5 separate regions of the Homo sapiens genome follow, and all the other regions are linked to region 2. A link is a loop called in an ENCODE intact Hi-C map of the cell type or tissue named here. Cell type or tissue: mammary epithelial cell. All regions are shown on one strand.

Region 1 (5,000 bases), 140 kb after region 2:
TTCCATAGGGCTGTGTGGGGGCCAAGGAAGCTTTCCCCATAGGTATAGTGGGCAGGAGAGCAGGTCTCTAGGGCTCAGGACCTCATTGCCAGCCACCCCCGCCCCCAGCTGATGGATGCTTGTCTTTTAGTTTTATTAAACCCTGATGGATGGGCCCAGATAAATCGATGCAGGCTCAGCAAGTGGCCAGCAGAGCCATACATCGTCTGGCCTCCCCCAGGACAGGCAGCTCACGTGCACAAACACAGAGCCATGCATGTGTCAGCACAGCACATGCAGATGCGCAGGTACATGTACATAAGGACACATATGTGGTACCAGTGTGCATACAAAGCTATCTGCACACAGGCATGCTCACGGAAACATATGCTCGCTGATATACCCAGACACACCAGCTTGCATATACCCACATGCGCACAGCCAGCCTATGACCACTCCTCCTGTAGGTCTTCCTGTTGGGAAGTTCTAATGCAAGTCTGACTGCATTCCTTCCAACTCTAATGAAATCCAATTTTCCTTCCCTCAATCATGGATAGGAAATGAAAACAGAAAGGACCCCTTACCCCAATATATTTGGAGATAGGACTCCAGCCCCCTTCTCCCTGGGACAGAACTGTGCCCCCAGCCTGCCTATTCATCCCCCATCCTAGTGATATACACATCCCAGCTCTCAAACCCTATCCTGGTCTTCCTCCTGCCAGCCAATAGAAGGGCTGCCAGCTGTGGCGCCATGTGGGTGCATGTGGAGGCGTGAGGATGGATGTGATCCTGTCCCCTTCCGGCTCCTAGTCTCTGGTCGCCACTCCTCAGGCTCCAGCCAGAGTGCAGGGCTGCAAGGACAGAGCCAGAGAAGCTTCCAAGGAGACGGCTCACCCCAACACAGAGGCATAGATTTGGGCGCAGGGAGTCAGAACCAGGATGGAGTTTAGAGCTCATCTCGCTCTAGAGAAGACGACCAAGGCCCAGAGAGGGAATGCCACTTTCCTCAGGTCACACAGCAAGTCTGGCAGAAAGGGCCTCTCAGCCCAGAGCCCTGAGGCCGCCCACTGTATCCCTACTTACCGGTGGCCGGGGATCCCCCCACCTCACTGAGCAGTCCAGGCAGCAGGCGGAGGAAGCAGAGCCCAGGTTCCTCAGGTCCGCTAGGGGTTCTCTATCTCTCCGTGACGGTCACGGGTCCCCAGCTTCCTGGCGCTCGAGCTCTCCCGGCTGTCTGCTGCCCGGCGCACGCCTGCCGGGGACTGCCGGCCACTCCGGGTGGGGGAAGAGAGGCGGTTCCAGGGGGCTGGGGGCCTGCCAGGGACACTAATGGAACACAGCTGGACCGGCCCGCCAGGGAGGAGGAGGAGGAGGGCCTAGAGGGGGCTCCAGCGGCACCAGAGGCGGCTAGACTGCGGGGTGCACAGCCCCGCCCCGGGTCTGGCCGAGCTCCCAGGCCCGCCCCTCCTGCCTCACCGCCAGGTGAGCGATCCTCGAGCTAGGCGGGACCCTACGTGCCCAGAGCTGCCCTGGAAGGGGGCTCCTGCGGGCCCTTTAAGAGTCAGGCCTGGAGTTTGAAGAGCTCCCCCTTTCCATGTCCCTGGCTGGGCCCCCAGAAGGCTGCGGGGTGGGGGGGCGGGGAGGGGACAGGGGTGGAGGGAGCAGGGTAGAGACCCTCCTCCCAAGTGCGTGGCACCCATGATGTGGCTGCCGCCCAAGCCTCGGTGGTCAGCTTTTTCCAATTCCTCTGCCTAACATTCCCAGTCAGTCTGTCCCTAGGTCTGTCTGTACTGGGAGGAGGAGGGTGGGAACCCCCTCCCTCCTCCGTGCTAAATTAACCCCCTCTGCTCTGGCCTGACTCCCAGAGAAGTGAGACTGAGGGAGTCCCCTTATTCCTCCTTACTCCATGAGGTTGGAAGGGCTCAAATCCCTGGCCCCTGCTCTGGCTTTGCGGTTCCAAATGTGCTGTGTAACCATACTCCGTTTTCTCATCTGGAAGATGGGATCGTGAGAGTATATGCCTCATAGACCTTTGCTGTAAGCAGGAAATGGGCCAAAGGCTGTAAGCGCTTAGCACACGGTCTGGCACATGAGAGGAGCTCAGTAAATATTTGCTGCTATTATCGTTATTACTGTGATCCCTGGCAGGGGACGGGACTGGATTTCAAGCCTTTACACCAGCACTGGGGAGGGACCTGCTTTATATTCACGGTCCAAGGACGCAAGAGGAATTGAGCTGGGCTGAAAGATTGGAGCTCTGAGGAGGAAGGAGCCGGTAATGTTCCGAGTTCTGCCCAGAGGCAGGGCCGTTGACCAAGGTGGAATCCCCACCAAGGGTCTCCTCCCGCTGTAGACCGAAAGCAAATTTATTGGCACCAAGGCTGAGGATCCACAAAGTAGGTTCAAGAGGCCATGAGATGCTGGGCTGAAGAGGGAGAAACTGAGCGTCCCCAGTTGAGGGGGGCTCTGGGGGCTCTGTGGAAGCAACGCGCCTAGCCCTGTGGCCTCGGCTAACCCGGGGTAGGGGGAGGTTGTAGGGGCAGGCCTGGGATTTCCCGCCTCCAGACCCAGAGGCGCTGAGTCAGCGGAAACCCCAACCACGCCACAGAGGCGCCCCACTGTGGTCCCAGTGAGGAGCTGGCCCCAGATGTGGCTGTGGCAGTGGTGGGGCCTGGGAAGTGCTGAGCTCAGCAGGCGGGAAGCGGAGGGGGTGGGGCCTTCTGAGCACTCTGGCCTGCGGGGTGGGTGGGCACAGGCCCCGCCTGCCCTACCAGAGGGTGCTGCCCCAGCAGTGGGCACTCGGGAGAGGTGGGAAGCGCATATAGGTCAGGCTCTGTGCTGAGAACTTCACATATGCTAACTCCTTCGATCTTTACAACAACGCCTTAAGGCAGAATTCCATTTTTATTCCCAAACCTGCAGCACAGGAAAAACACAACTTGCCCGGGATCCCACAGCTAGTCAGTGGTGGAGCAGAACTCATGTCCAGCCAGCCTAGACTCAGCACGTGCTCTTAACCACCATGCCATCCTGACAGCTCCCACCCGTGCCCCAGACAGGGCAGGTGGCTGGGCCAGGGATGGAGGAACCTGAGAAGGGAGAGCCAGATGCCTTCCCACAGCACCCCAAGGGTGCTCACAGGAACAGCCAAGCCTGGGACACACCTTACGCCTAGAAACACTATCATAGACAGTCTAGGAATGTGCCCATGCCCCTTCCTCCCTTCCACACATACGTGCACACATCCAGAAACACGCAGTCAGGTAAAGTTCTAGCACAGCACTTGAGTACGCAGACTCCATATGCATGTATAGGCACTCATGTTCACACAGACACACCCTGGCCCTAGAAACAGTTACACACAGATGTGTAGAGACTCAAGATACGCCTCCACATCAAAGATACACAGAAACACATGTAAGAGCCCAGATTACCCCACAGAAATATATCCCTGGACATATCCAAACACAGGTACATAATTCTCAGAATGCCTGCATACAGCACTGTATATACTCGAATGTGCACACACAGACACATGCCTGTACACATAGACATGTGTGCACATAAACATACATGTGACCACAGGCATAATTACTCAGATATGCAAGCAGAGAAGCCTGCAGACCTGCAGCACATACATGTGTGCACACAGACATAGATGGCCACACAGACTCGGCTCCCAGAGAAACAGCCACTGGGACATGCACACACTGACACATGTACACACATGCATACATGCAGCTGTGCTGACACTTTTACATGCAGTCAGTGCCAGAAAGCCCTGCACGCCAGCAACCCGGGTATCCCGTGAGGCTGGGCTCAGCGCCCTCACCCCAGATGGCATCACCACGAGGTAATCAATGCTGCTAATCACCACCAGCTGCCCTGGAGCCTGCATGCTGCTGCTGCATGGGGCTACCAAGGCCTTCTGGACCTGGGGTAGTATGCCCAGATGTTGGCAGTGCCCAAGGGCCCTCCGCCCCCCACTGGGGAATCCCTGTCTGGCAGGGGCAGCCCCTGGGGCTGGGGCAGGTTGAAGAGCCAACCCAGGGCCTGGTCCCAGGACAGGTCCGGGAGCCCCCACGCGTTCAAGCAGAGATGGTGTAAAGTTCTGAGGCTTGAACAGTGGACCAGAACCCCCACATGTACACGTGCACACCTGGGCCCTGGCATATGCGCATACGGGCTCACACGCAGACACATCACACATGATTGATTACTCTTCACAGATATGCCCTTCCTGACTTCCTCATCCCTTTAAATGCCACGATAATTCATTCTGATGCTCAGGTAAAAACCTGAAAACCTTGGCTCCTTTCTTTTCCCTACCACCCCCATCCAATCCTGTCAGTTCTACCCCCCAAATACAGCCCACGTCCATCCACTCCTCCCCACCTCCACAGCTGCAACCCTCACCCAGACCATGATCATCTTCTGCTGGGCTGTTGCAAGAGCCCCCAGCTGATCTGCCTGCTGCCTTGGGGCCCCACCACCCACTTACTTCCCACCTGGTGGCCAGTAAGACCTTTTCTTTTCTTTTCTTTTTTCTTTTCTTTCTTTCTTCCCACCTGGCAGCCAGTAATACCTTTTCTTTTCTTTTCTTTTCTTTTCTTTTCTTTTCTTTTCTTTTCTTTTCTTTCTTTCTTTCTTTCTCTCTTTTTCTTTCTTTCTTTTTTCACAGAGTTTCGCTCTTGTCACCCAGGCTGGAGTGCAATGGCGCAATCTTGGCTCACTGCAACCTCTGCCTCCTGGGTTCAAGCAATTCTCCTGTCAGCCTCCCAGGTAGCTGGGATTACAGGTCCCCACCACTATGCCCGGCTAATTTTTGTATTTTTTAGTAGAGACAGGGTTTCACCATGTTGGCCAGGCTGGTCCTGAACTCCTGACCTCAGGTAATCCACTCACCTTGGCCTCCCAAAGAGCTGGGATTACAGGCGTGAGCCACTATGCCTGGCCAGTAAGACCTTTTCAAACCCATATCAGCTGGCTTCACTCTGTTGCATCCGTCTTCCTAGAATAAA
Region 2 (5,000 bases):
GTGAGCCACCGCGCCCGGCCCTGATTATCTTTTACTGTGTGCTGGCCGTCGTACTTAAATATTTCTTTGTGTGACTCATTTGGAGCCTTGACTGAAGGACCTCCCTCCAGAGAAGGTTTTCATTTGCTTCTTCCAGAAACCTTTGGAAGAAACAAATAGTCTAGGGTCACCTCAATCTAAGTTCAAGGCTTGAGGTTACCGACCACCCAGGAGATACAAATTAGAGCTGCAAGTCTGTTACTGGAAAGGAGTCCCAATCCAGACCCCAAGAGAGGGTTTTTAGATCTTGTGCAAGAAAGAATTTGGGGCGAGTCCATAGAGTAAAGTGAAAGCAAGTTTATCAGGAAAGTAAAGGAATGAAAGAATGGCTACTCCACAGGTAGACCAGCAGCACCATGGGCCTCTGGTTGTCCATTTTTATGGTTATTTCTTGATTATACACTAAACAAGGGGTAGATTATTTATGAATTTCCAGGGAAAGGTGTGAGCAATCCCCGGAGCTGAGGGTTCCTCCCCTTTTCAGACCCTATAGGGTAACTTCCAGATGTTGCCATGGCATTTGTCAGCTGTCATGGTGCTGGTGGGAGTGTCTTCTAGCCTCCTCCTCACCTTACAGCCAGTAAGAAATAGAACCAGGCTAATGTATTATAATTATCATATAGTGAGCAGTGAGGATGACCAGAGGTCATTCTCATTGCCATGTTGGTTTTGGTGGGTTTTGGCCGGCTTTTTTACTGCAACCTGTTTTACCAGGAAGGGCTTTATGACCAGTGTGTTGTGCTGACCTCCTGTCTCATCCTGTGACCAAGAATGCCTAACCTCCTAGGAATGCAGCCCAGTAGGTCTCAGCCTTATCTTACCCAGCCCCTATTCAAGATGCAGCTGCTCTTCCTCTGATTCAAACGCCTCTGACAAGTCCATACTGGGGCTGGTTTACTTCTGAGAGTATGGCTCTTTGGGATCCCAACTAATTTGGGGGAAGGTCTTCTATTTGATCTTCCACCATGTGCTCTGGACTTTTATTTGTGTACATTGCCTAGAGGAGTTATCAAAACAACAGTTCAAACTAGCCCAAATCAGGAAGTGCCCTCAGAGTAAATGTGAGTTTCCCGTATGGTTTATCTGTCTACGTTTCTGTTTTCCCTTTAGCTTTGTTCTAGTGATGCCTTACCCTATGGCTGCACCAATATGTCAGTGTTTTTAGTTGTTTTCTTTTTTTCTTTTTTTTGAGACAAGTCTTGCTCTGGTGCCCAGGCTGGAGTGCAGTGGCCTGATCTCTGCTCACTGCAACCTCCGCCTCCCAGATTCAAGCGATTCTTGTGCCTTGGCCTCCCGAGTAGCTGGGATTACAGGCATGCACCACCATGCCCAGCTAATTTTTGTATTTTTAGTAGAGACGGGGTTTCCTCATGTTGGACGGGCTGGTCTTGAACTCCTGACCTCAGGTGATCTGCCCACCTTGGTCTCCCAAAGTGCTGGGATTACAGGCGTGAGCCACCGTGCCCGGCCTTTAGCTGTTTTCAATAGGAGAATTGATCTGAGGAACTTGGCGTGGCATTCCCAGAAAAGAGAAGCCGGCCAGATGGCAGACTCCATTTGAAAGAGATGGAAACTGTGGCTTAGAGAGGTGAGGCCACTTGCCTAGGGCCTTACAGCCAGTAAGAAATAGAGCCAGGCTGCAAGCTGAGGGCCGTTTTACACCAAATTCAGTGTTCTTGTCCCCACTCCCTGGCAGCACCCTCTTGATTTCTTTATATGTAATGAGGAAGTCAGAGAGTCTCTGAGGGCCCTTTGGACTCAGATGTTCTCCAACCAGGATTTCACGGCTTTTCAAATCTCTAAGACTCACTGAGCCTCCTCCTCACCTTCAGTCTGGGATTTAGAGAGAATTCCTAGATCAGCCATGAGGGGGCAGTGGTGTGCAGAGAGTGCCCAGATTCTAAAATGATGACACAGCCAAGGGCTTCTTTCTTTGTGGAGGTCTTTGCTTCTCACTGTCAGAGTAAAAAGAAAATGATGCAGCCTAGTATTCTAAGTCCCCTGTCCCTTCTGCTTCATTTGTCCAAGTCTGGTCGATGCCGCCTCTGGCACAGAGGATGGGACACAGAGATAAGTCATGTTGTGTCTCTACCATCAAGGACCCATGGTCCACTAAACCCTCTCCAGGCTAGGTTTCTGGCTGATTTTCCACCTCCTTGTCTTTGCTCTTGCTGTTCTCTGCACTGAAGTGCCTCCCCTTTCTCATCGCTGCCATTACATTTCCCCTCATTCTTAAGGTTCAGTTCAGACGCCACCTCCTCTCTGGAGCCTCCCATCCACCCCCATCAGCACCCCGCTCCCTCCCCTGCGCTCCCAGCCCAGGTTCTGAATCTCTCTCATGGCTTGAATTCAGGTCTGGCCATGTGCTTGTATCACCCTCCAGACTGGAAGCTCCTCAGGCAGCTAGGATCCCCATCAACCCTGGACCCTGTGCCAGCCCAGAAGATCAAGAGTGCTGGAGAAAGGGAAGCTGGAAGAAGATCTGCTGGCTGGGATTCCTGGCAGGGCTGAAGGAGATCAGAGCCTGCACTGAACAGACTCCACCGCGGCAGCTCCTTTCTCTACTCTGGACTCCAATCCTTTTGGGATCCTGCTTTGCACTCACTGATGAGAAAATGACAAGGGACACCTCCAGCTCCAAGAAACTATGGATTTTAAAAAATGAAAGTATAAAAGCCCCAGAAGAAAACACAGGAGAATGGCCAGCCGTGGTGGCTCACGCCTATAATCCCAGCACTTTGGGAGGCTGAGGTGGATGGATCACTTGAGATCAGGAGTTTGAGACCAGACTGGCCAACATGGTGAAGCCCTGTTTCTGCTAAAAATACAAAAATTAGCTGGGCTTGGTGGCGTGCCCCTGTAATCCCAGCTACTCTGGAGGCTGAGGCAGGAGAATTGCTTGAACCTGGGAGGCAGAGGTTGCAATGAGCTGAGAAATGCAAATCAAAACCACAAGGAGATACCATCTCATGCCAGTTAGAATGGCAATCATTAAAAAGTCTGGAAATAACAAATGCTGGTGAGGATGTGGAGAAATAGGAACACGTTTACACTGTTGGTGGGAGTGTAAATTAGCTCAACCATTGTGGAAGACAGTGTGGCGACTCCTCGAGGATCTAGAACTAGAAATACCATTTGACCCAGCAATCCCATTACTGGGTATATACCCAAAGGATTATAAATCATTCTACTATAAAGACACATGCATACATTTGTTTATTGCAGCACTACTTACGATAGCAAAGACTTGGAAGCAACCCAAAAGCCCATCAATGATACACTGGATAAAGAAAATGTGGCACATATGCAACTTGGAATACTATGCAGCCATAAAAAAGAATGAGTTCATGTCCTTTGCAGGGACCTGGATGAAGCTGAAAACCATCATCCTCAGCAAACTAACACAGGAACAGAAAACCAAACACTGCATGTTCTCACTCATAAGTGGGAGCTAAACAATGAGAACACATGGACACAGGGAGGGGAACATCACACACCGGGGCCTGTTGGGGGCATGGGGAAAGAGGAGGAAGAGCATTAGGACAAATACCTAATGCATGTGGAGCTTAAAACCTAGATGACGGGTTGATAGGTGCAGCAAACCACCATGGCCCATGTATACCTATGTAACAAACCTGCACGTTCAGCACATGTATCCAAGGACTTAAAGTAAAATTTTAAAAAAAGCAAAAAGAAAACAGAGAATTTCTGATTAACTTTAGAGCTAGAAAGACCTTTCTATGCCTCAAAACCAGAAGCCATAAAGAAAAAAGTATATAAATGGCTCTTATGCTTTTGAGGAAATGCTCAGCCTTATTCATAAGGCGATAATTACAATTTTAAAATACAATTGAGATTCCATTTTTCTCCTATCAGACTGGCAGAAATCCAAAGGTTTGATAACATTCTCTAAGCAGCACCATGGAAAAGCAGGTACATGTACTGTTGCTGGAGGAGGAGAGTTCCCTCTGCATAATCCCCACGGAGGACAACATGGCAACATCTACCCAAATTACAAAACACCGGTGTTGGGCAGAATTCTGAGGTGACCCTCACTGGCCTTCACTCTTCTGTGGTCCCCTGCCCTTGTATGAGTGTAGGGCCTGTGAATAAGATGAGCATGTGAACCAAATGATTGTATTCCATTATATGACAAAAGGGATTTTGCAGATTAACTGAGGTTCCAAGTCAGTTAACCTAATGTTAGGGAGATCACCCTTGTTGGACGGATCTGACTGGGTGAGCCCTTGGAAAATGGCAAGCTTTCTCTGGCAAGAGAAATTCATCAGAGATTTGAAGCATGAGAAAGATCTGTTCGGCCATTCCTGGCTTGATGTTGGAGGGAGCTGCATGGTGAGGACTGTGGGTGTCCTCCGGGAGCCCAGGGAGGCCCCTCCTGGAAGCCTGCAAGAAACCAGAGACTCAGTTCTACAACCACAAGGATCCAGATTCTGCCAACAACAAGAATGGCCTTGGAAGTAGATTTTCCCCCCAGAGCTTCCAAAAAAGAACCAAGCCTGGCCGCCACCTTGGTTTCACCCTGAACTCAGCACCCAGTTCAGGTGAGACTGTGAGCTAAACAATGGGTGTTTTTTTAAACTGCTGAGTTTATGATAATCTGGTATGCAGCAATAGATAACTCATACAGTACTTTCAACCTGCCAGGCATGGTGGCACATGCCTGTGATCCCAGCACTTTGGGATGCTGAGGTGGGAGGATTGCTTGAGCCCAGGAGTTCAAGACCAGCCTGGGCAATGTGATGAAACTCTGTTACACTGAGAATATTAACCAGCCGTGGTGCCACATGCCTGTAGTCCCAGCTACTTGGGAAGCTGAGGTGGGAAGATCGCTTGAGCCCAGGAGGCTGAGGCTGCAGTGCATCGTGATCATGCCACTGCACTTTAGCCTGGGCAACAGATCAAGACCCTGTCTCAAAAAAAAAAAGATACTCTTAAATCAG
Region 3 (5,000 bases), 68 kb after region 2:
GCACACCTGGATGAAGCGGTCAAGCTGCATGGCAGGATTGGCAGAGCGTGGGCAGTAGCGGGAGACCAGAAGCTGGGTGAACTGGGGGCTCAGGTTGTAGCCCATTTGGGACAGAGCTGGAGAAGAGGGGCACACAGACCAGACACACAAAAACCTGCCATGAGCACCTCCATCAATCAGGAATACTGGATCACAACAGTTCAAGGAACTTCGAGAGGATGGGCACAGAAGCACAAAGAGGGTAGAGAAATCCCAAGGGTCTGTCTAAGATGTCAGAAACACAACAGGGACCGTGTCTGGATGCTCCCCTTAGGTGGAAGGCCCTCATCCCTCTTTCTCCAAATCTCCATTATTGTCTCTTCAACTGAGGCTCAGGGGATTGCAGAGACGACAACGGACTATCCGCAATCATCTCTGATTCGTTTGCATTCCAAAAGGAAGCCTGAGCTCCCAGGACCACCTTGCCTGGGGCAGACATCAGAGGCAGTACAGCAGAGGTATGAGGACCTGCTCTGGAGTCAGCCACTGGGCAAGTTGCTTAGCCTCACTATCCCTATCTTATCATCTCTAAAATGGGGATAATACTTAACTTGTAGGTTCTAGTAAGGATTAAAACGGGTGATCATGTAAAGCACTTAGCACAGTGACTGGCACAGAAAAAGCACTTGGTAAATGCTATTTTAATAAAGTCACTGTCACTCCAAGGTCTCTTGGAGCATCCTGTCTCTTCACTGGGATGCTTCCTTCCTTCCTCTGTTCAGAACTTACCAGGCCAGGCTAAAACCTCAGCTCTCCATTTGTTATGCGGGCCCTTGGGCAGGTTACCTACACTAAACCTCAGTTTTCTCACCGGTAAAAGGGAGATTATAAGGGATTCTTCATTGAAGGGTGTGGAATTATAAATAGTACCTAGCACATGGGAAGAATGAATTACATAAGCCTATTAAAAATAGCAAGCATTCAGTAAATACGTTTTGTTGTGGTTAATATCACCCTTACTAATATCCACGACAAAAGCTGGCAAGAGTAGGTGATTACTATAGGTCATCTCCCCTCCCTTTTACTGGGGGCAGATGTGGTGCACTCACTCCTGCCCACAGACCTCCTTAGTCTGAATGAAATCCACAGCCTGGGCAAAGGACTAGACTCTCTGGGGAGCCCTTTCTCCCTCCTGGGTGGCAAAGCTCCCTCTTGGGTCCTCCCCCAACCTCTTACTAACCTGCCTGAGCCCAAACTGTGGCCTTCTGCCTTACACAGTCAGTTTGGAACCAGACCTGGGGCTGTGGCCTCAGGTCATCTTCCCCAACTGCAACTTTTAGAGTGCTCAGGGTCCCAAAAGTTGGGAAAGAAACTGTCCACTAGCAGAGGTGGCAACAGACCCATCTTTCTGAGCCCTGTTCAGGGCTCTTTCCATTCTACATGCTAGAAACTGGAGAGAAAGGAGTCACCCAAGCCACACACACTGGTCTCATAGTCCTTAAGGTGCCAAGTTTCCATCCTTAAGGCTCCCTGTGGCTGGGGCCGTCTCACCCAGCACTCCAGGGTCCAGCCCTGATTCTGGACCCAGGTGTTTCCTTGCCCTGGCTCTTGGCTCAGTGCCCCAGCTGGGTCAAAGAAGGGGTGAGGGATGCAGGCCTGCACTGAGAACAGCATTTTGTAGTGCAGGTGGACATTCGGTAACAAGAGGAAACCCCTTTGTTGTATCTTAGGGTGTAAAGAGAAGAGTCTAGCTCTGTCCTGCCCATCGTGCCCCGGCCATGACCCGCACCTTGCTGCAGCTCTGTGTAGCTAATGGAGCCCGAGCGGTCCCGGTCATACTGCTGGAAGAGGTTCTTCCACTGCTGGATGAATTTCCACAGGGCTGAGAAGCCGTAGACATCGATGCGGCCTGACTTGGTCTTGTCAAACATGTCTGAAGGTGAGGAGGGAAAGGAGGGGAGGAAGGCTTCAAGACTGAAGGCCAAGGGTCCCCCTCAGGACCCATTGAGGCAGCCCTTCTCTCCAGGCTGGAGTAGGCGACTTCACAGAACCAAGCCCTGAGGCCCAGATGCCTGCACCTGAGACACCCACATCAAGCGTTGCACCGTCCTCCTACTCTGGACACCTTTAGCCCCACCCCATCCAGAACTGCATTTTCTCTGCAGGCTTGGCACCTGACCCCTCCCTGCTGTTTCCTACAGGGGAGGGAGTACCATTCTACAGAAGAGGAAACTAAGTTAACCTGTAACTAGGCAGGGTCTAGAACTTAAGAAAGATCTCAGGAAAAGAGCTCTCAGTCTAGGGGATCTCACCCTGAACCTAGCTTCCTCCCCACAGTCCTCCCTGGTCAATGAATTTCTCTTCAGAATGTCCACCCACCCACCTACCCACCTACTGTCCACTATCAGGTGGCTCTGCCCCAGCTCAGGCCCAAGGGCAAGGCGGAGACTCACTTATCATCATGAGGCAGGTCTCATCATTGAATGAAGACCAATTGCAGTTGACCAGGGCCTGCTTTAGCTCCTTCATGGAGATATAGCCACTGTGATCTGAGTCCACCGACTGGAACCAGGAGTAGGCCTCAGGATCCACATTGGGAGGGGCGCCACCTGGAGGAAGGGGTGTGAAGGCCATCAACAGAAATGCCAGGAAGGGCCAGCCTCAGTAACTTCCTGGCTACAGGTTTCTCCTACACACGAAGCTTCACAAATTCACCTTCCCTGTCTTCCATCAAGCTGACATTCTTACTCTGATGGAAGAGGACCTTCAGTGAAGATTCATGAGTATTTGCAGTTGATTTCTATTCCATGAGTCCTCTGGAGTTCTCGTATAGTGTTCCAGACACTACTCTTAATTGATTTTATGTTTTTAAGGAACGGGGACCTGTACCCCTGTAGCATTTCAAGAATTCTCTGGAAAAGGTAAACTGCGAGATGGGGGAATGGGTGGTAGATAAAAGTGTAGAAGTGGCCAGGCACAGTGGCTCACGACTGTAATCCCAGCACTTTGGGAAGCCGAGGCAGGCGGATCACCTGAGGTCGGGAGTTTGAGACCAGCTTGACCAACATGGAGAAACCCCGTCTCTACTAAAAATAGAAAATTAGCCGGGCATGGTGGCACATGCCTGTAATCCCAGCTACTGGGGAGGCTGAAGCAGGAGAATCGCTTGAACCCGGGAGGTGGAGGTTGTGGTGAGCCAAGATCACGCCATTGCACTCCAGCCTGGGCAACAAAAGCGAAACTCCATCTCAAAAAAAAAAAAACAAAAAAACCCAAAAAAAACAGTGTAGAAGCTGGTAAGTCTGTCTACCTTAGGACACTGAGTTAACTGGCCACAATCGGGGTCCCTTCACACAAAGACAGCCATGGGCAGTTGTGGAGGACAGAAACCACTGCCTAGTACCAAAGCCCAGTAAGGACAGAGGGAAAAAGGTATGCCTGACTTAGGGATTAGTCTGACTTCCTTGGAAAAATCCGGGCAGGTTCTAGCCATCTTCCTAAAACATCGGTGTCATAGGGGAGCAAGGGCCACAGCCCCAGGGCAGGAGAGATTCTGTGACATGTTTGAACTGTGTAGTTTGTATAGAAGGGCTCAGGCTTTGGAATCAAAGCAGACCTGGATTCAAACCCTGGATCTGATCCTTACTAGCTTGTGTGACTTTAGGCAAAATGTACAATTTTCTGAGTAATGATTTTCACATTTCTAAAATGAACCCATTTCCCCAGAATTGTTGTGATGATTAAATGAGATAACAGCAAAATAAAATCCTCAGCAAAGAGCCTGGAATGTGTGTCTTCTGAGATATTTTCACAGAGAAACGGATATTTAAACTGAGTTTCTCCCCATGGTAGGCTACATTATCGTCTCCTGGCTAATAATCTCTAGCCAGGAGACACAGTCTGCACACCCACAGACATTGTACTAATATGGTACAATGGTTTAAAAGGCCAGTTCAATAATCTATTATTAGATTACTTGCTAATCTCCCCTTCCCTATAAGAGCATTGTACATCCTCTCCCACTGCCTGGTGGCTTGCAGAGGGGCATCCTTTCCCATCCTACTGATGTCAGTCTTGATCAGGGGGTGCTCTGGCCAAAAGAATGCAAGTGGGCAAGACATACAGTACTTCAGAGAAGCTTTAAGAGGCATTGTGCATTCTTGCTAGCTCTCCTGCTCCTTCTCTCTGCCACAAAGATAACATATCCCAAACAGGAGCTGCTCCTTCAGCATGTATCCCTGAATGAAAAAGACACAGGGAACAGAAACTCAACAGCCAGCTAACAGCTGCTGACATGTAAGCAAAAGAAAGTAAGCATGAGCAAGCAATACAAATAAATGCTTGCAACAAAACTAGCTGACAAACTTATCATTTTGAGGATACACACTGAAGCTGGAAGCAAGATGCTAAGGTGCCAGAGACCAGGCTGCCTGCACACCCACAGGAAGGACAAAGGCTGGCCATGGATAACTCAGAACCACGTCAGAGGTACCCGGAGTCCAAGATTACTACTTACCCTGTCCATAAAGCCCAGGCTGCTGGGCACCGTAGGAACTTGGAGGTGGCTGACCATAGGGGCCCCCGGGAGCTGCACCGCCATATGGTCCTCCTGGAGTTCCAGAGGGGAACATCCCAGGATTGGGGTGTCCATAGGGCCCTCCACCAGCTGGTGGTCCATAAGGCCCTCCAGGGGCAGGACCCCCATAACCACCACCAGGGGGTAGCCCACTACCATACTGCCCTCCACTATTGGGGGGTCCAGGGTAGTAGCTACCCGGAGGGGCTCCTGGTGCTTGTCCTGCAGCTCCTGGGCAGCCCTGCAGGAAGAGCAAGATATCAGTCAGAATGATGAGGCCAGAAACTAGGCAGAGTATGGCACTTTACAACCATAAAGCACTTCCACCACCATCCTTTCAACTGATCCTATAGGTAGGGTTGGAATTATGATCTCACTGCTCAGATGGGCAAACTGAGGCTTCCAGAGGAGCAACGAGTTACCCAAAGTCACCCCGCCAATGACC
Region 4 (5,000 bases), 180 kb after region 2:
CTCAACTGAGGGAGGCTTAGGGGAGGCTCCCTTGAGAGGGGGTGTCCAAAGGAAGGAGGGGAAGGTCAGGGAAGTGGCGTTTGTCTTAGATCTTGAAAGACAGGCTGAATTTGAATAGCCAAGGTCAGGGAGAAAGGATAGGACAAGAATCAGCAAATGCAGGGAGGTGGGAAAGTGCGCAAGCTACTGATATGGCCAGAGCGGAGTGGGTAAAAACACGAGCCTTGGTTACCAGGATGCAGGCACTGGGGGAATGATGTGCCCAGAACCGGGCCCAGTAGCATGGGCCCTGGTCTGATCCATCTGTGCCCCCAGTGCCCTGCACCGGGCTGGCATGGTACGCAGAGTTGGGCATGGTGTGGGGAACAGCCACATTTGTTGAATGAAAGGAGGAGGCAACCAACCATTTTGGAGATTAATCTGCCCAAGTCCCAGGCAGGACCTAACCCTGCAGGCAGGTGGGGTGGGGAGGAGGATGGGCCTACCTGGGCAGGTGGCTGAATTGTTGCAGGGCCTGGTCTCCCGCAGGGGCCCGCTGCACAGGGTCCCATAGGGGGAGGACACACAGGAGCGGGTCCGCACCTGCAGACCCTGCCCACACGTCAGGGAACACACGCTCCACGGGGACCACTCCTCAGCCGCCGGGTCGCCTACGAGAGAGGGACAGCGTCGGCGGCAGGGGGCACCTCCCAAGCACTCAGTCTCATAGGGATAGGGGGAGTGGCAGTAAGGTGGGGGCAGGCATCAGAGGGCTCCTCCTACCCTGACCCCAAGTAACAGGCTCTTCAGGAGGCCACCCAGCCCTTCCCACAAGCTTCATGTGGCACAGACGCGACTGAACTGCAGGACAGAGACAGACAGGCACACACCAAGCACACACACCACCAGACGCACACAGTCGGGCCCCCGCCGCAGAGGAAGGGAGGCGGGCCCGAGTTACCTGTCTGCGCCATGTATAGCCCAGGCTCATCTGCAGACCTCGGCCACTGGGTTTTCACTTTCGGTTCCTCTTCCGGCTCCTCACCTGGAACACGGAGGTGGTGGCAGGGGCTCAGCAAAGGCCAGCTAGGTTCTGTTACAGTGGCACAGTGAAGGCAGCCTTCCTTGCCCTCCGCCTGAGGGCCTGGAACCAACTGCATGATGCTCTCTCAGGATCACATTCTGCCCTCTGCCCCACCACCACTATTTCACAGACAAGGAAACTGAGGTTCAGAAGGCTACACAGGACTAGGCCCTGACCTCACAGTCATCTTTTCCACCTCTTGCCTCAGCCAGATGTGGGGGAGATTTAAGGGGCATGGCTGCCCATATGAAAGAGCTCTGGGAATGCTTCTGTGCCAAGTGCGGCCCATAACCCTCTCCTTTAGTCCTCTCACTGGAAAGAAGAACCATCATCTCTGTTTACAGATGAGGAAACTGAGGGCTAGACAGGGGAAGTGCCTTGTCCAAGAGCACACAGCTGCATTTGCTCCTCCATTGTACTGACTCCTAGGGGCTGAAAAAACATCCAAGCTGAGCTGCTGCAACCCTGGCCCCGAGCCTATCTCTGAGATACAGTTCATGCTCCCCAAGCAGCACTGGACTGTGACCTGGAGGCACAGGTCAGAATGCCACTCCTCTGAGACCCAAGGGGCCTAGGACAAGTGCCCACATCCAACAGACCTTTCTCCTGCTGGCCCTGAGGCCAGGAGAACAGCAGGTGCTCGAGGAGGCCAGGCTACCTTGACCCTGGCCCCACCAGGCTCTCAGCTGCCCTGATTTATGTGTCTGGGCTAGGCCTTGGAAGCACTACCAGCCCTGGTGGCTTCCATTCTCCAAAGCCTGGCCCTCCTGCACAGACATGAGCTCATCAGGGCCCTCTCCCACAATGGGGTGTCAGGGAGGGGCAGACATGGGCACAGAAGGGAAAGGCCCAGCAGCCTCTGCATGAGCAGGTGGGACTGGAAGAGCCTTTGAGGATGGGCTCACCCCATGCTATCCCCAGACTATTAGGTGCTCCTCTCCCCCACCTCCAGGCTCCTTCCTATCTCTAAAAGCCAGCAGTACTGGACAGGCACGCTGAGTGTGAAGGGACCCACCAGGGCTGCCTCTTCCTGCCCCCTGCTGCCCAGCCCGGGCTCTGCAGCTGAGAGGAAGCTCTTTCTCACCAAGCATGAGGAGCAGCCACCCTGAGCAAATCTGCTGCTGGGGGCTCAGAACTGCCACCCAGCCCAGCCTCTGGTCTCATCCACTCTGGGGCCTTTCCCTCCACGTCAGTCACCAGCCCCAGGGCCTGATCCACATGATCCCTGAAATTTCTCCATCTCTGAAACCTGGACTCCCAGAAGAGCTTTGGAGTGAATTAACCCTGGATCCCAAATGGGGTGTGGACATTGACCAGCTGTGTGGCCTCGGGCATGTCTCTTCACCTCTCTGACCCTGCTTTATCCTCTGGAGAACAACATTCATTATACTCCGCCCCCAGGACTCACGTGAGGACCCCCTGCCAGGAGGGCCTTGAAACCCTCAGCACCCTGCTTGGCACACGGCAAGTGCTCAGAAGACAGTCATTCTCGTTTATTTTTATCATCTCCCTTCTCTTCACAGCCTCCACCCCTTCCAGCCCCTCATGTGCCACCCGAGCCTACTCCCTCTGAATAGCATCTGCAGTTCCACTTGGCCCCTGCCTCTCTTGGGACCACAGAGGAGGTGGCAGGGCCAGGCGTGCCAGCTCCTCGATCCCCTCCCCCAGCCCTGGAGCCTTGTGACAAGCTACCCTCTCCACGCCCACCCCCAGGCTGCTGAAGAAATCTATGGCTGTGCCAACTGGCACCATGACAGCTTCAGGGGCTCCACATCCGCTGGGCGCCCGGGACTTCTCAGTGGCCCTTCTTGGCTCTGTTCCTTCCTCATTCCCCGCTGTGGCCATACTGCACCTTGTCCTCTCTCCTCAAGCTCATCTCTGCCCACTCTCTCAGCGATGACCTCAACATCGGGAGCCCCCAGCTTCTTGCCCAGCCTCTCCAACTACCAACTTCCCTGCAGCCCTTCTCCCCACAAAGGCCAGCCCCGTGGCCTGGGCCTGCATCCCCCTCCTCCAGCCTTCTCAGGAGGGCTCCACCCATTATCCCTTCTCATCGGCACCCTGTCAGCATTCTCCCCTTGCGGCAGCCCAGGAACAGATCCAGGCCTCCTTCGCTCTCGGAGAGGCCCTCCTCTGACCCTCTGTTTCCCTCCTCCGTCAGTGACTGCTCTGCAGCCAGCACTCTGGTTTTTCACCTGACACTCACTTCCTGGCTCAAATATCACCTCCCCTGTTAATCCACTGCAGTCTGGCTTCTGCCCACATCTCTCTGCTGAACGTGCTCTTGATAAAGTCATCAGTGTCCTCCTTGTTGCTAAATCCTGTGGATACTTTGCAGACCTGGTCTCACTTGACCCCTCAGCAGCATTTGGTCCTGCTGACTCGTCCTCCCTTGAAGCACTCTCCTGGTTTCCCACCTCTCTAGCTACTCTGTCCCCATCTCCTTGAGGGGTCTATTTTCCTGCTGTTTCCCATATCAGGAGTCCATGCTTTGTCCTGTTTTCACTGCACGTGCTCCCCACCAGGCTTAATTAACCCCCTCTGAACCAATGCTCCCAAATCATCATCCCCAGGCCCTGCCTCTCCTGTGCTCCATTCCTGGATATCCTCCTGCCTCCTGAGCAGTTCTCCTGACCATCAAATTCAGCATGTCCAAGAAGCCCACCATCTACTCTCAAATCTCTACTTGCTTGTTTCCCCACCCTCTTTGCCTAGAAAACTCCTACTTGACCTTCAAAACCCACCTCAAATGACCTCTCATCTATGGAAACTTCCATATTGTCAACTCCCCAGGCAGAGTTGGCCACCCCCTCTTCTATGTGCCCTTTCATCACAGATGGGTCCATCTTCTGACTGTCAGAAATACCCCCAACTCTCTACCATAAGCCCGTTGAGGGAAGGCTGTGAGTCCTCTCCTTGACCCCCAGGGAATGCCAGCACAAAACTCAGCCCAGCGAAATACCAAGAAATAAGCACCAATGAATACATTGTTCCCAGCTTCCCCCACAATGGGGCTCACGAGGAATGGTCATTTGTAATCTTGACTCCCCATGCAAAGTATCAGCTCCGTCCCACAGCACCAGCATTCAGATTTGATATGCCAGCCTGCACCAAAGGGACCACTAAGACAGGCTCAAAGACAGAGCTCCTGGCCCCTATTTATTCACAAACACTTTGGAGGTGCAAATCCAGCTGAGAGTCCTCCCATCCAGCTCCTGTGTGGGCTTCCTGCCCATCGTCGTGTCTGGGGCATCTACCAGTCTGGCATCCAGTGCCCACCAAATGCGGACACGTGAGAGACCAGCCTGACCTGCTTGTCGGGGTCTCACACTGTTTCCTGTGGTCCCTGCTCCTCTTCTAACCACTCACAGACCATCTGCTGGCCAGCCCCACAATGTAACAGGAGGGGCAGGGCGAAGCGGGAGTGGGTTGGGGTCAGTGGTTTCCAGAATTCACCCTATTTGAAAATCAGAACATGTCCGAGGTTCAGTTTTTGGATCCCTTTTCCGGCCTCCTGAGCTGGGCCAGAGAGGGGAAGGTACAAGCCCAAGGCCACACAGCCAGGCCCTACACTGCCTGCCTGCCCCTCCATTCCCACCCATCCCACTCAGAGGAGAGGAGAGGCCAGCAATTCATTCCCACACAGGGGAAGGCTGGTTCTCCCTGGAGGGGGAAGAAGACAGATAAGAGCAGAGGTGTCATTTACTGAAACAAACACTTAGTCAGCACACACTGTGTGCAGGCCCCAGCCAGCCCTGAGGCCAAAACAGGGCAATCCAAGAGGAAGCTGAGCCAGGCAGGGTCCAAGAGGACAAGGAGGGGCCCCCAGAAGGGACGTGAGTACCCCCAAGAACTCCTGAGTGTTCCACCCAGTGAGCTCAGCGGCTTGTGGGCCAGGTGCCCCAAGGCCTGCAGTCCTGCAATCTATCAGCTTTCC
Region 5 (5,000 bases), 53 kb after region 2:
GGAAACACGCTGGGAGGCCAGTGCTAGTCAAAGCCACAGTTGAACATTCAGATCCACACTGAGAAACAGTCATCTCCTCACACATACACATTCCCCATAGACACAAACGCCAAAACACAGGGACAGATCAAGACCCAGACAGACACATCCCACCCAGAGTGACCTCCAGTCATCAACCCAGAGCCCACCCCCTGCTCATATGCACAGTCAGACTCAAACACACTGGATTCCCTAGACACACACCACAGCCCTTACTTGAATTCAAGACTCAAACACAAACACACACTCATGCACACATATGCAGACATGCACACACCCACACATTCACACATGCACACACGCACACACACACACACACACACAGCAGCCCCTCTTCTGAGTCCCTTCACTCATTCTCCTACCTCGGCCAGCACCTAGGGAAGACAAGACATCACACACCATGCAGATGCCATACCTGCCCAAGGACAAAGTTCTGCCTTGGGTTTAGCTTCAGTCCATCCTCCTGTTCTGCAGAGGTTAAGGTCACTGGCCCCCTCCCTTATGCTGCTCCAGTTCCTCTCCCACACCTCCTATGCCTAACGGCGCATCTTCAGAGCCTTTGAAAAGGGCTTTGGCTGCAATGGGAAAGATGGTGGTTGCATCCCAGGAGTCACCTCCCAGGAGGGAAACAGTGTGAGTTTCAGAGGGTGACATGTTAGGAATGTCCTATGCTGAGCTAGGGGATGGCCAAGGTGACTGCATGATGCTCAGGCAGTCACCCTTCACCTACCTGTGATTTCCAGAATCCCCAACCTTCAAACCTTTGCACCTGCTGTTTCCTGACCTTGAATGCCTCTCCTCGAATACCACAATCCCCCTTGCAGGCTACCTTCTTATTCTTCAGGTCTCCATGGAGATGTCCCTGCTCCAGGAAGCCTGTTCTCATGCCCTGGCTGAGTCGGTCTGTCCTCCTGTGCCCCACAGCCCCCAGGGCCCTCACACCCTCCTCACACCACAGGTTAATTGCCTGGGTGTGCACCTGCCTCCCCCACCAGCCAGAGAGATTTTGCAGGGGAGGGAGACTGTGTCTGGTGAGAGAGGCTAGAGGCCTGAGAGGGGCAGAGGCTCAAAGCCCAGCTCTGCCTCTGCTGTGCGACCTTGGGCAAGTCATTGCGCCATGTGGATCCAGTGTCCTTATCTGTAAAATGGGGACAATAACGACCACCTCACCAGGTTGATATGAAGATTAAATGAGAGCAGGCATCATATGCATTATCCAAACGGTAGCTGTATTATTAGAACTCACTGCCTAGCACACAGCTTAATAAATCGTTATTTGTGGAATTAACGAACCCCCACTTCTGTCCCCACCGGCGTCCTTGATTTTTGGGGGGAACAGTAGGTATAACAAAAAGAGAAACTGGGGGCAGATAGGATGGGGGGCTGGGAGATGGGAGAACAGGCTTCTCTGGCATCGTTGGGAGCTAGCTGTTACAGCAGCATCCGGAGCTAGGCTGGAGGCGGTGCAGGCATCCTCTCTGTCTCACCCCTGTGACCCACCTGTGCCATCCTCCTCCTCAGTTAGGTGAGGCAGCAAGGAGAGGCGGGGCTGGGCTCCACCTCTGCACTGTGGCCCTCTGAAGCTGCCAGGCCCGCCGGCACACACTAAGTGCGCCCAGAATGCGGGGTGGCCAGGGGCATAAATGTTGAATGAATGAGGATGGAATGAATGAACGGATGGACGCATGAATGGAGGTGGGATGGAAGCTTGAAGTGGGAGGCTAGAAGGAACGAGCGTCTCCCTCCGCCCTGCGGGTCTCGGGGCTGGAAGACAGGGAGCCAAGACCGTCTGGGGGCTCCCACCCCGCCCTGCCCCTCCCGCCGGCCCTCCCTCCCCGCAGCGCGCAGCCCGGCGGAGCCCGCGCCGAGCCACAGCCCGCGCAGTTGCCGCGGATCGTGCTGAGCCCCGCGAGCCGAGGCAGCGCAGCCTAGGGAGGGGGCTGCCCCGGCCCCCTCCTGCAGTCCCGGCCCCTAGAGGCTCGGCCTTCCTCGCAGGAAGGCGAAGTCCCCGGTGCCAGGTCCGGGGACCAGCAGCCGAGAACGCCCGGGTCCCGGAGCCAACAGGTGCGGGGTGTGGGGGACCCCCAGGCCTGGGATGGGGGTTCCAAAGGACCCGCGGCGAGGGATGGGAGGAGCCAAGAGTCTCGGGGGGTAACCTGGGTGCTGGGAGACTGGCTCCTCGGCCAGCGCTGCTCTCCTCTAGGCAGGCTCCGAGTGCCCTCGCTCCCCCGCGCCTTCCCGGAGCCCCGCCAGCCCCCGAGGTGCAGGAAGGTCCCGCGGACGGAGCGGGCCTGCCGGCGTTCAGTGGGGTATGAAGGCGTCCCCTCCCCTTCCCCAGGGGTCTCCAGGGATCCGCAACCCTCCGGCACCTGGCCGGGGTCGTCCTAGCCCAGCCGGGGGAAGGAGGGGCTGAGTGCGGGAGGAGGGGAGGGGCGGGGAGCTGGGCTGGCTGGATTTATGAATGGAGAGCGACCCGCGCGCCGGAACAGCGGCTCCTGGCGGCCGTCGGGGAGCGTCGCGGCCCTGGGGACCCAAAGGGGCCTCTTAGGGGGCCTGGATGCTCCCCTTGCTCGCAAGGGGTCGTCAGTCCCTCCGCGCACCACCCCCACTGTGTGTGTGTTGTATGTGTGCGTGTCCGCGAGTGCCCACCGGAGGGTCTGGCAGGTATGGCGGGTGGGGCTTGGGTCTCTAACACCTCCCTTGGCCCGTTTTCCCAACCCAAAGTTAAAGCCTCTGAACTGGCTCAAGAAATATTTGCAATCGGGATGGCTTCTCCTCCCAAATCTACGGTGTTTGGTGGGTTCGAACAGACCTGGCTTAAGAGCTTTGTGACCTTGAGCAAGAGACTCAATCTCTCTGAGCTTCGGTCTCATCTGCAAAGCAGGGTACCCTAATAATGGTAACCGGAAACGTCCCCGAAACTACCTTCTCGTACCAGGTTCTTGGTGAAGCACTTGGCACGCATCGGAGCTCATTACTCCTCATCGTGGTCCTGTAAGGTATGTAGGGCTGTCACCCCATTAGACAGATGGGGAAACCAAGGCTGAAAGAGGCCAGGTAAGCTACCCAAGGCAACTGGTGTGGAATTGGGATGCAACCCAGGTCTGTCTTCCTCCACCAATTTCATGACTGTGAGAATTAAGAGGGAACTTATACGCAAAGCGCCTGGCACAATCCCTAATGTTTCCTTCCTTCTCTCTTTTCCCACTCCCTCCTTTCCTTCCTCCCTTCAGGAAGTTTGAGGCTGAGACCCGAAAAGACCTGGGTGCAAGCCTCCAGGCACCCTGAAGGGAGTGGGCTGAGGGCTGGCCCAAGCTCCCTCCTCTCCCTCTGTAGAGCCTAGGATGCCCCTCTGCTGCAGCGGCTCCTGAGCTCATGGAGCCCTCAGCCACCCCAGGGGCCCAGATGGGGGTCCCCCCTGGCAGCAGAGAGCCGTCCCCTGTGCCTCCAGACTATGAAGATGAGTTTCTCCGCTATCTGTGGCGCGATTATCTGTACCCAAAACAGTATGAGTGGGTCCTCATCGCAGCCTATGTGGCTGTGTTCGTCGTGGCCCTGGTGGGCAACACGCTGGGTAGGTCCAGGGCTTGCCCGGCAGTGCTGCCGGCTTTCCCTGGGGATTGAAGGGGGTTGTGTGGGAGGAGGGCTCGCTGATTAGGCAGAACTAGGATGGGTGTGGCTCTGCCACCAGCTTCACCTCGCTGCACCCTGCAGTCTGCCTGGCCGTGTGGCGGAACCACCACATGAGGACAGTCACCAACTACTTCATTGTCAACCTGTCCCTGGCTGACGTTCTGGTGACTGCTATCTGCCTGCCGGCCAGCCTGCTGGTGGACATCACTGAGTCCTGGCTGTTCGGCCATGCCCTCTGCAAGGTCATCCCCTATCTACAGGTGAGCTCTGCCCAGGCACCCCTCACCACTCCTTGTCACGCCTGTAAAAAACCCACGGCCTTGCATAGGTCTCAGTGACCCCCAGACTTGCCTTTCAGACAGGTCAGTGGCTCATGACCCCTGAAGTGTCATCCTCTGCTGCTAGCAAGGGCAAGCCACCAGATCAGACACTCGAGGACACAGACACAACCCCACACACTCACAGAGATCCCCTCCTGGTCACAGCCACAGACATATACATAGACACGTGTGGACATGTATAGTCACCTCCAGGTACACAGGCACACAGTCAAGGAGAGAGGCAACAGCCCACAGTGACACATACACGACACCCTAGGCCTGCTCCCCAATCCCAAAGGGGCAGACGTGAGGGGCCTGATGGAAACAGCCGTCTCCTCTCCCTCCTGCACTGGCCAGGAAAGACCCCAGTGGTGGAAACCAGGATGTCCGGATGGGGTTAGTGGGGTGGAAGGAAGGCTTCTCTCAGTTTGTATCCTGTGATCCACTTCCTGCACCCCAGAGGGCAGGGGGCACCCCTAGAGGCAATGCCCACACACCTCTGACCCAGACTCATCTCTGCCTCCCAGAATGAGGGCTTTTTCCTAACAGCCTGGGGAAGGGATGGCATTCCATGGCAGAGATAAATGCCTCTTGGATTTCCCACTATTTTGAGGCTCCCCACTCAACTGGTTAACTCTGGTGACCCTGAGCATAAAGACAGATGGATGAGGGAATTCTGTGCCTCAGTTTCCTCATCTGTAACAGGGGGGCAAGAGCGCTTTGTGGGATTGTCATGAGGATGATGAGAACAGTGCCCAGCACATAGTAAGTTACGTAGGTGCAAGTTATTATTCACCGGAGGGGTGCACCTACCATGTGCCAGGTCTAAAGCTGGACATTGTTTGTACATGATTTCACTTATTCGCACAAGAATCTTGCCAGGTAGATGGTATATTCCCATTCTGTAGACGAGGCTCAGAGAGGGTGAGTGACTTGCCCACATTTACACAGCCAGTAAGTGGTGGAGTCAGGATTTGCACTGCCCTGCACCTGCCGTCAGCCTCCTCA

Evidence for each region. Peaks named below come from ENCODE experiments on the same cell type or tissue, not always from the same donor. Only the 100,000 strongest peaks of a DNase experiment are listed, where the experiment ranks them.
Region 1: a loop joins it to region 2, with 8 times the contacts of the local background. A loop is called at or near these places in 13 of 110 quality-filtered maps.
Region 3: it touches region 2 in a loop (11-fold over the local background); 13 of 110 quality-filtered maps call a loop at or near these places.
Region 4: a loop joins it to region 2, with 9 times the contacts of the local background. A loop is called at or near these places in 4 of 110 quality-filtered maps.
Region 5: a loop joins it to region 2, with 8 times the contacts of the local background. A loop is called at or near these places in 33 of 110 quality-filtered maps.

What each region holds. Positions count from the first base shown.
Region 1 is chr1:31,702,775-31,707,774 of GRCh38, forward strand. It overlaps COL16A1 (collagen type XVI alpha 1 chain), which reads right to left and starts at 1,243. Exons shown (of 71, transcript NM_001856.4): 1 at 1,063-1,243. RefSeq lists a silencer at 2,664-2,713. In mammary epithelial cell, a CTCF peak has its summit at 2,592; DNase peaks (open chromatin) are centred at 1,417 and 2,587; H3K4me3 peaks cover 2,385 bases; H3K27ac peaks cover 1,762 bases.
Region 2 is chr1:31,562,332-31,567,331 of GRCh38, forward strand. LOC124903917 (a long non-coding RNA gene) reads left to right here. Exons shown (of 3, transcript XR_007065609.1): 3 at 2,393-4,601. Among named protein-coding and RNA genes, the nearest start is that of TINAGL1, 12 kb to the right of the region's middle. RefSeq lists a silencer at 677-971. In mammary epithelial cell, a CTCF peak has its summit at 1,906 (motif pointing right); a DNase peak (open chromatin) is centred at 820; H3K27ac peaks cover 1,089 bases.
Region 3 is chr1:31,630,727-31,635,726 of GRCh38, forward strand. PEF1 (penta-EF-hand domain containing 1) reads right to left here. Exons shown (of 5, transcript NM_012392.4): 2 at 4,496-4,796; 3 at 2,433-2,588; 4 at 1,769-1,912; 5 at 1-116. It also overlaps a transcript of HCRTR1 not described here. Among named protein-coding and RNA genes, the nearest start is that of PEF1-AS1, 11 kb to the right of the region's middle. In mammary epithelial cell, a CTCF peak has its summit at 2,583 (motif pointing left); no DNase peak of the experiment used is centred here.
Region 4 is chr1:31,743,708-31,748,707 of GRCh38, forward strand. ADGRB2 (adhesion G protein-coupled receptor B2) reads right to left here. Exons shown (of 33, transcript NM_001364857.2): 5 at 941-1,024; 6 at 486-650. Among named protein-coding and RNA genes, the nearest start is that of MIR4254, 13 kb to the right of the region's middle. RefSeq lists an enhancer at 1,062-1,111. In mammary epithelial cell, a CTCF peak has its summit at 2,104 (motif pointing left); no DNase peak of the experiment used is centred here.
Region 5 is chr1:31,615,779-31,620,778 of GRCh38, forward strand. It overlaps HCRTR1 (hypocretin receptor 1), which reads left to right and starts at 1,911. Exons shown (of 9, transcript NM_001525.3): 1 at 1,911-2,103; 2 at 2,978-3,038; 3 at 3,273-3,613; 4 at 3,754-3,932. The coding sequence starts at 3,415. RefSeq lists an enhancer at 1,827-2,516. In mammary epithelial cell, a CTCF peak has its summit at 2,543 (motif pointing left); no DNase peak of the experiment used is centred here; H3K4me3 peaks cover 587 bases; H3K27me3 peaks cover 371 bases.